Regions from separate parts of the Homo sapiens genome. Here region 1 is linked to region 2. The links are chromatin contacts, found by Hi-C in ENCODE. All regions are on one chromosome and are shown on one strand. Each heading gives the region's core, a stretch centred on a gene start or an enhancer-like site at or near the end of the contact. The rest is flanking DNA. Distances are from core to core; before and after follow the strand shown. Region 1 has its middle 20 kb from the start of MACF1. Region 2 has its middle 16 kb from the start of POU3F1.

What was found. A loop is a pair of places that touch in the nucleus more often than their neighbours do. Pooled maps may share reads with other maps.
Region 1: a loop to region 2 is called in a pooled map, with 9 times the contacts of the local background. The contact joins two enhancer-like sites. A Hi-C loop is called at or near these places in 5 of 50 pooled maps.

The regions. Positions count from the first base shown.
Region 1 is chr1:39,182,134-39,187,315 of GRCh38, forward strand. It overlaps a transcript of MACF1 not described here. Among named protein-coding and RNA genes, the nearest start is that of MACF1, 20 kb to the right of the region's middle. RefSeq lists enhancers at 1,008-2,207, 1,448-1,962, 1,717-1,986, 1,963-2,476. Within about 2 kb of position 1,743, at least 27 of the 41 ENCODE cell types and tissues checked have a DNase peak (open chromatin) inside an H3K27ac peak, as active enhancers do.
Region 2 is chr1:38,028,692-38,033,505 of GRCh38, forward strand. No RefSeq gene overlaps it. Among named protein-coding and RNA genes, the nearest start is that of POU3F1, 16 kb to the right of the region's middle. RefSeq lists enhancers at 2-51, 1,185-1,264, 1,965-2,024, 2,766-3,060. Within about 2 kb of position 1,485, at least 22 of the 41 ENCODE cell types and tissues checked have a DNase peak (open chromatin) inside an H3K27ac peak, as active enhancers do.

The sequences.
Region 1 (5,182 bases), core at 493-2,992, 1.2 Mb after region 2:
GAGCAAGACTCCACCTTAAAAAAAAAAAAAAAAAGAATTTAAACCCTGACCTCACACAACATATAAAACTTAACTCAAAGTGGAACATAGACCTACATATAAGAGCTAAAATTACAAAACTATTAGAAGAAAACTTAGGGGTAAATCTTTGTGACCTTGGATTAGGTAGTGGTTTCTTGTAGCTAACACTGAAAGTATACACAAAAAAGAAAAAAATAGAGAAATTATACTTGATCAAAATGTAAAACCTTTGTGCTTCAAAGGACACTACCTAGAAAATGAAGACACCTCACAGAATGGGAGAAAATATTTGCAAATCATATATCTAATAAGGGACTTATATCCAAAATATATAAAGAATTCTTTGAACTCAACAGTAAAAAGAAAACCCAATAAAAAAATGGGCAAAGGATTTATATAGCCATTTCTTCAAAGAAGATATACAAATGGCTAATAAGCACATGAAAAGATGCTTAGATGCTTAACATCATTAGTTATTATGGAAATGCTAATCAAGATCACAATGAGATACCACTTCATACCCACTAGAATGGCTTTAATAAAAAAGAGAGTGAGGATGTGGAGAAATTGGAACACCCCCAACATTGCTGGTGGGAATATAAAATGGTGCACCTGCTTTAGAAAACAGTTTGGTGGTTCTTCAAAAAGTAGAGTTGCCACATGACCCAGCAATTCCAAAGTATATATCCAAAAGAAATATTATATTCATAGAATATAGAAAACATATATTCATAGAAAACTCGTACATAAATGTTCATAGCAGCATTATTCATAGTAGCCCCAAAGCAGAAACAGCTGAAACATCTATCAACTGATGAATGGATAAACACACTGTGGCATATCCATACAACAGAATATTATTTGTCAGTGAAAAGGAATGAAGTACTGATTGATGCTAACATGGATCAACCTTGAGAACATTAGACTAAGTGAAAGAAGCCAGACACAAAAGGCTTGTATGATTCCATTTATACCATTTATACATAATAGGCAAATCCATAGAGACCATAAGTAGATTAGTGGTTGCTAGGGGTTGAGGAGGGGCGAATGGGAAGTGACTGCTAATTGATATAGGGTTTCTTCAGGGGGTGATGGAATGTTCTAAAGTTAGATAATGGTGATGGTTGAACAACTCTGTGAACATACTGATACTTAAATATCCATTGAATTGTTTACCTAAAAAGGGTGAATTTATGTTAACCAAATCTCAGTGAAGCTGTTATAAAAATATTAGGCTGATTTGTAGGTATGAATAGTATTTGTCTGTTTGTATTGGGCCCCTTATTGCTGCCACTGAGAATCTTGAAGTTGTCTTGAATATTTTGCTTCAGAACTGTCACTGTCTTGAGCAGGCAAGTTACTGTTGCCCCAAATCTTCAAGGTGAGAAACAGGTTTGCAATCATTTTTTTGCAGGAGAATACATGATGGCACTTTATATCAGGAAGCGAACTTTTAAGGTGAGCACTCTGAAGTTGAAGCATTTCCAAGTTTTAAGTGGGACTGTGCCCTACCTTAGTTCTTACTTCATCCTTTAAACTGTGTGTCACACTGGAGTAGGCAGTTTCCCAGCCCCATACCCAGCTCCACCAAGATCCTCACTTCTTTCATCATTTGCCCATTTTTCCCCAGGCTATGTTTGATCTTGCTCTGAGGCCTTCTTTCTTGGGAGGTATAGCGAGAGTAGCTGCAGAAACCTCTGGGTGGCACCCTGCCCCCACAGGATTACCAAAGAATGACATGTGTGGAAGAGGCTCAGGCCTGTGTTGGCAGGAAGAAGTGACTCATTTTTCATCAAAGGAATTTCAAAGAACATATAATGACAGGATGATGTCACAGGAGCAGGTGGAGACAGGAACCTTGATTGAGCTGCTGGAAGATATTAAATGGTGTGGCTGCCTGGGCAGTCAGAATGATTGACCAGCATAAATCACAGGAAACATCACCTGTTTTTTAGTTCCTATTTCATGAGCCCTGGTGTGGGCAGTGCTGTTCATGTGCCCTCAGAGCATATGGTTGAGTCTATGCATGTCTTGGGTATACTGTGTTTGTATCTGGGTGAGATGGCTCACAACATCCTGTGCTAGTCATGGACTTCTTTTTCATGCAGGGCGGCGTGTGTGGGTTCCTGCACTGTGTGCCTCAGTTCTATAGCTAGCAGGGTCTGTGTCTTGGAAATGAGCCTCACATGGTCATACTGGCTGGTTTGAAGGCATGACATTTCCTCTGACATATTTAGAGAGGGGAACTTGCCTTGACATCAGAAGGTCAGATCTCAGAATTTTTTACCTTATTGCCAAAAGTACCCTAGTTCCATCTAGTATTTTGGCAAGAGCTAGATCTTTGCTCAAAGCCCAGTTAAGTCTTGTGGTGGTGGTGTTTTTCTTCTTTGAGTAGAGGGCCCTCCAATGGTGTTGTATGGTTGAAGCTGATAAGGTGAGGCGGAGTGTGGTGGCGGGATGGAGAGTTTCAGTCAGGATAAGTCTTAGTATCTTTTCATATCGCAAAGCAGTAAAGTTGGTTAGGTTATTCAGGCTGTTATTTATATTAAGATTGTGAAAGAGTGCTCCTGGTCATCATCATGCACCTACCAGAGTCTGTGTGATTATGAGGTTGGAGGCTAAATTAGCCATTTACACAAAGATAAAAGAGAGGCTAGCATTGATAATATTCTGCCTCAGGTTTCAGGCCTCTCAAGGAAGGTCTTAGGAGAGATGGCTTAGCAATATCAATTGCTGCCTTTGTGCTTATAACTCGTTCATCTGAAGATGGCCTGGAAAAAGGGACTTTTAGGCTGCATAGGACACCACCAAAAAAGTAGAAGATACTACCTCTCTTTAAGATGTATCAGGGCTGGTGCTGGGCGTGGTGGCACACGCCTGTAATCCCAGCACTTTGGGAGGCCGAGGCAGGTGGATCACGAGGTCAGGAGATCGAGACCATCCTGGCTAACACGGTGAAACCCCATCTCTACTAAAAATACAAAAAAATTAGCTGGGCGTGGTGGCGGGTGCCTGTAGTCCCAGCTACACGGGAGGCTGAGGCAGGAGAATGGCATGTACCTGGGAGGTGGAGCTTGCAGTGAGCCGACATGGCACCACTGCACTCCAGCCTGGGCGACAGAGCGAGACTCCGTCTCAAAAAAAAAAAAAACAAAAAAGGAAAAAGAAAAGAAAAAGATATATCAGAAGAGCTGGGCATGGTAGCTCACACCTGTAGTTCTAGCTACTCGGGAGGCTAAGGCAGGAGGATTGCTTGAGCCCAGGAGTTCAAGGCTATAGAATAGTGCCATGATTGTGCCTGTGTAGTCACTGTACTCCAGCCTGGACAGCATAGAGGCCCAGTTTCTTTAAAAAAAAAAATTTTTTTTTTAAATAAACCCAAGATATATCAGAAGCAAGAAGGAAAAGTTAAAAAACAACAACTATAATTTGAAAGGGAGGAAGGAAAGCTTTATTTATTTCTTGACACAGTCTTTAATTGTTACGTTCTTCTGGCTGATCATGAGTTTTGTTTTTAGACAATATTACTAGGTACACTGTAGGATGTAAACAGATCTTTGGAGTAGGATAAGAAGGAAATGAGTCAGATAACTTACTTCTTAGAGAAGGGTGCTGGACTTTCCGGGGGCTTAGTTAGCAATATTCCTCCTCCCTGCTAGCAGCCATCTCCCTGTATCTCTTCATGAAATAACAAATCATTAGAAGAGATTTTTAACCTGAAGTGCTGAAGGACCCAGGGAAGAAAGTTCCCTAGGGTGTATTTGATTTGGGAGCCCCCTGAGGGTAATCTGTGGTGATGCTGTTTCAGAAGTCACCACCTGACTCGTTGTCAGATGAGTCTGAGCCCAAGACTCGTACCTGCCACATAATATATACAGGTCCTCTCTCCCTTTGGTTATGAGCTAAAGGCCTTTAATCATGAGGTAGAGGAGTGGATAAGGGAGAAATATCTGAAACCCAATTAACCAGATTCCAGAATGTTAAGGGAATCCATGTGGGGGCTGGGATTCTGAACATCTCTCTCTCTCTCTCTCTCTCTCTCTCTCTCTCTCTCTCTCTCTGTGTGTGTGTGTGTGTGTGTGTGTGTGTGTGTTTTGGTGGGGGGTGAAATGACTTTTTTTTTTTTTTAATTTGAGACAGAGTCTCACTCTGTCACCAGGCTGGAGTGCCGTGGCATGCTCGGCTCACTGCAACCACCAACTCCCTGGTTCAAATGATTCTCCTGCCTCAGCCTCCCGAGTAGCTGGGATTACAGGCACGCGCCACCACGCCCGGCCTAGAAATGACTTTTTTAGGGGCTCACCTATAGGATAAAATCCAAACTCATCTTGTCATTTAAGATCTTTCATAATCCAGTCCAACTTTCTATAACATTAAATCAAAATTATACATGTTCTTACTTTAAAAGGTTAAAATATTACTATAAGGCATATGACAAAAATAATCTGTATTTTCCACTATTTTTTTTTAAGAGACAGGGTCTCACTCTTCCACCCAGGCTGGAGTGCAGTGGTGTGATCATGGCTCACTGCACCCTTGAACTCCTGGGCTCAAGGGATCTTCCCACCTCAGCTTCCTGAGTAGCTTAGACTATAGGTGTGTACCACTGCGCCTGGCTAATTTTTTTTTCTTTTTGTAGAGTTGGGGGTCTTGTTTTGTTCTCCAGGCTAGTCTCAAACTCCTGGCCTCAAATGATGCTCCTACCTTGGCCTCCCAGAGTGCTGGGATTGCAGGTGTGGGCCCCCACACCTGGGCCACATTTCTGTTTCTTTTTTTTCTGCACACACAAACAGCCAGAATATATTTCTTTCTCTTTTACTAGTGATTCTTGATTTTTTTTTTTTTTTGGTTTTGAACATTATCTGTTGATATTCTACTACAGAAAATTAGGGTTTAGTTTTTTTATTCTTACCCCCTTAACGTACACACTTTCTCTTCCCCCTTCTTCCCAAAGTCACACGTTATTGCCGTTATATTCAGTGTTCAGATTATTGTGATTATATAAATATTGCTTAAAGGTGAGCTATGTAATATACTATGATTACATTTCCTTTTTGGACCAACTTTTAATTTTTCCTGGAATTAATAATTGCCATATTTTGTCACTTGTTTACTGATCTATGTACATACCTTCAGACTCTCTCATGGGACTCTAAGACTT
Region 2 (4,814 bases), core at 235-2,734:
GGTGGAGTGGTAGGTGGAATATAGAAGGTCCATCTGGCACATGGAGCCTAGGGGGCAGCACCCCCTCCTCTTGCTGGCTGGTAGCATTGTAGACCACCCCAGCCCCCCGCCAGGGGCAGATGGTCTCCATAGCAGATGGAGACTAGGCTGGCAGTGGCAGGATGGGCTTTCTAGTCTCAGCCTGGCCACTCTGGCTAATAAGACAATCCGGGGGCAGTGACAGGGCTAACTGCTGGTGTGTGTGTGTGTGTGTGTGTGTGTGTGTATGTGTATGTGTGTGTGTATATAGGTGTGTAGGAGAGGGAGCCCTGGCCTTATTGGGCCATTCTGGGGGAGAAGTAAAGAGGAGTCCCAGACAGAGTCAGTGGATCTTTGGGGCCCCCTCAAGTTTGCTATGTAAGCGTGGCAGGCTCTCAGTGCCTGGGCTCCTGAAGCTGCCCTGGTTCTTGTGTGAAGGGGCCGGCTCCTGGGCTGGGAGCCTCTGCTGCAGCTGGAGCCTGGACTGCTTGATTTAGACCCCCTGCCAGGTCCCCAGAGCTCGGCCTGGGCAGCAGCTCCTCCCAGAGGACGCGCCCGTTTATTATGCGCTCCTGCTCCCTCATGGCTCAGGCAGGCAGCGGCCTTCATTAGCGGAGGAGCTGGGGTCTGTTTTGGCTGCCTCATCAGCATCAGTGAACTGCGTCCCTGCGAGATTTGATACAATTTAATTAACCTAATTAAAAGCTCTGATTGCAGAGATGATTGGGGTAGCGCCAGCAGCGACTGCATATTTATAATGAGCTGCAAGGTGTGGGACCGCAGCCAAACGCCACGCATCCTAATGAGCGGGAGCCGGGAGCCAGGGAGCGGGAGAGGGAACGTTTATTTTTGGCAACAATGCCCAGTTCCTCCCTGCCAGGGAGTCAGAGACCCAGGGAGCAGAGACGGACCTGCCCACTGTGCTCTTCCGCACAAGGTGGAAGCAGAAATGTGTGCTCTCCACCGGTTCTAGGGCCCTTGGACGCCCCAGGAGCACACAGTGCCCGTGTTTCTGTTTGTAGAGTAGGGGGCTGGGACCCCAGCCATGCACTTTTCCTGCCTCTCATCTCTGGGAGTCAGGGGCTGCCTTCTGAACCGGGGCCTTGCTGTGAGGAAACAGGACCCAGCAGAACCACCTTGTTTCCAGGCTCCAGGATCCCTGGGCTGTTTTCTCAAACTTGCCAAGGAAGAGACAGGGGCTGGCAGGACAGGCTGAGAGGCTGCTTGGGAGTCAGAAAAGGGGTCTGCATATCCAGGAGTCCCAGATGAAGATCCTGGGCCTGGGACAGAAAGGAGAAACAGGAGGGGCAAACTTCCCACTCATCCTGGAAGCTGGGGACCCCTGTCCCCATCTCCTCACTCCCTTTGAGGACCCTGCCCAGGGAGGCCAGCTGCCCTGGACTCTTCCTGTCTTCTCCCACTGCCTCTGTCTGGGGAAGTCTTGGTTTGTCTGACTCAGCGTTTCCGCTGTAAATCACATCTAATAATACCGAGAGTGAGAGCTGAGACGGAGGTGCTGTGGGTGAAGGGGCACCGGGGAGGAGGGGCACGCCGCCTAGGTGCCAATGGGTGTTGTTCAGGGAGGGAGCTCTGAGGCGGCAGGAATGGGGGCTGGGCCCTGAGGAAGAAGGTGGGAGCAGCCTGCCACCCCTGCCCCCATTCCTGCTCTGGAGCTTGTGTAGGTCATGAGCTCAGCCAGGCTGGCCCAGCCCCCCAGTGCTTTGAGTGCCGCCAGGACAAGATGAGATTTGTCCCAGCCTACCTTGCAGAGTTGCAGCTGTTTAGCTCCCTTATCAATCTTCTCTGTGGGTTTAATCATCTCTCTGTCATCCTGCTGGGGCAGCCCTCCCCTAACTGAAGCCCCCAGAGGGGCTGGAGCTTCTCAGCCCCAGCTTTCCTCCAGTCCCCCTCCCCCAGACAAGCATCTTTCCCCACCTGACTTCCCTTATGGGAGATAGAGGGTGGGCCAGGGCGGCTTTGCTCCAGGTTTAGTCTCAGTGGCAGGGGTGAATGTCCTTGTGTTTGCAAGATGTAAACAGGATGAAGGGTGGGTAGAGGTGGCACTGGCAGAGAATTTGTCCCAGCTGGGTCCTCAAGGTCTTTGACTCCATTCCAGCCTGGGTAGAACAGGGCCTAGAGGTCGGCTATGAGGGCTTTCTGCCCAGAACCAGGAGATTCTTGCGTAGGTGCACGATCCTTCCCTCCTGCCAGCCCCTTAGGAGCTGCAGCCAGCCAGCCAGCTCTGGCCTCCTTCCCTGGGTGGGTCCTGTGGGGCTCAGGGGCCCGTGGGCAGTAACCACGAGCCCACGGCTTTGTGTGCATCTTGGGAAGGAGGGCGCACAGGAGTCAATGGAGCCTGTGTTGTGGTCCAGGCGGGGAGCCAGGGCGCAAGGGGTTTTGGGGCTGCCCCAGTGCTGACGTGCAAGATGACCTTCAGGGCCGCGCTTCGGCCCTCTGCTGTGCTCTCCTTCCCTGCTGAGCATCTGGAGAATGGGCAAGGAGGTGGCATGGGATGGGGTATGTGCCCCCAGAGGGAACATGAGAAAGAGGGCCCTTCTTCCCCTGCTCCCCACTCCTCACCCTAGGCCTTCTCTGTGCAAATGGAAGGCCAGCGCCTCCCCGTTTCTCAGAAGGGGATGTAAAGTCCCAGAGAGGGTTGGGATCTGGCTGAACATCACCCAGCTTGTCCTCAAGGCAGGGACTGTGAGACCCCTGCAGAGGGTCCCTCAGGACGGAACCAAAGGTTCTGGAGGGCCACCAACCAGTCCTGGGCTGGAGGGGGCTTGTTAGGTTCAGCATAAGGCTGGGCTCTGGAAGACAATGGAGTGTTGATGAGGCTTCGGTCCTGGTCTCACATGACCTGACCAGGCAGGGTGGGTGGACTGCACGTGGCTGAGTTGCCTGGGCTGACCTTTGGTCGCTGGCTAGGGAAGAGAGGAAGCCATGAAGGCTCCTGCCCACTCCATGCCCTGGGCACCCTGACACCCCCTCCCCAGGAACTGCCCTCTGGGCACACACTGTCTTCCACCTACCTACCTTCTTCTTTAGTCTTTCTCTTTTCTCTGCCACGTGTAGGAGCATGTGTACAATATGTGTGTATTTGTGTGTGAAAGTATATGTCTGTGTGAATGTGAGAAGTGAGGCATAGGATGAAAGGGAGAGAAGAGACCCTCTTTCTGGGTTCTTCCCTATCAGGAATAAAGACTGAGTTTCAGCCAGGCACAGTGGCTCACACCTGTAATCCTAGCACTTTGGGAGGCTGAGGTGGGCGGATTGCCTGAGCTCAGGAGTTTGAGACCATCCTGGGCAACATGGTAAAACCCTGTCTCTACTAAAAATACAAAAAATTAGCTGGGCATGGTGGCGCGTGCCTGTAATCCCAGCCACTCGGGAGGCTGGCTAAGGCAGGAGAATCGCTTGAACCCGGGAGGCGGAGGTTGCAGTGAACGGAGATGGGACCACTGCACTCCAGCCTGGGTGACAGAGCAAAACTCCATGTCAAGAATAAAAAAGGAAAAAAGAAAAAAAAAAAGGCCGGGCGCGGTGGCTCATGCCTGTAATCCCAGCACTTTGGGAGGCCGAGGCAGGTGGATCACTTAAGGTCAGGATTTCGAGACCAGGCTGGTCAACATGGTGAAAACCCGTCTCTACTAAAAATACAAAAATTAGCTGGGCGAGGCCACGTGTGGTGACTCATGCCTGTAATCCCAGCACTTTGGGAGGCCGAGGCGGGCAGATTGCTTGAGGTCAGGAGTTCGAGACCAGCCTGGCCAACATGGTGAAACCCCATCTCTATTAAAAATGCAAAAAATTAGCTGGGTTTGGTGGTTCATGCCTGTAGTCCTAGCTACTCAGGAGGCTGAGGCAGGAGAATCACAGTGAGCTGAGATCGCGCCACTGCACTCCAGCCTGGGCAACAGAGCAAGACTCCATCTCAAAAGAAAAAAAAATTATCTGAGCATAGTGATGGGCACCTGTAGTTCCAGCTACTTGGGAGGCTGAGGCAGGAGAATTACTTGAACCCAGGAGGCGGAGGTTGCAGTGAACAGAGATCGGGCCACTGCACTGCAGCCTGGGTGACAGAAAAAAAAAAGGCTGAGGTTTTTCCACTGTGGGGATACCAGCATGGATGGGGCCAAGGTATATGTGCGTATGCCTCTGCATGTGTGTGCATGGGAGTGGATGCACATGCTCATGTGGAGGGCAGTGCCCCCTGCTCTGCCTTGTCCTTTGACCTGTATCCTCCTCTGGTGGGAGGGGTGACTTCTATGGTCAGCATCTTCCAGCTCAGGCTGGAACCAGAGCTGTGACGGAACCAGAGCTGTGACAGAGCCAGGGTGTCATTTTTTTTTTTTTAATCTTTTTGAGACAGGGTCTCACTCTGTTGCCCAGGCTGGAGTGCAGTGATGCGATTGTGGCTCACTGCAGCCCTGACCTCCTGGGCTCAAGTGATCCTCCCACCTCAGCCTTCCAAATAGCTGGGACTACAGGTGCACACCACCACACCTAGCTAATTTTTAAAATATTTTGTAAAGATAGGGTCTTGCTATGTTGTCCAGGCTGGTCTCAAACTCCTGGGCTCAAGTGATCTTTCCACCTCAGCCTCTCCAAATGCTGGGATTACAGGCATGAGCCACCATGCCTGGGCCACACTTAGGATTATTATTTTTTATTTATTTTTAATTAATTTTTTTTTTGAGACAGTTTCGTTCTTGTTGCCCAGGCTGGAGTGCAATGGTGCGGTCTCAGCTCACTGCAACCTCCGCCTCCTGGGTTCAAGCGATTCTCCTGCCTAA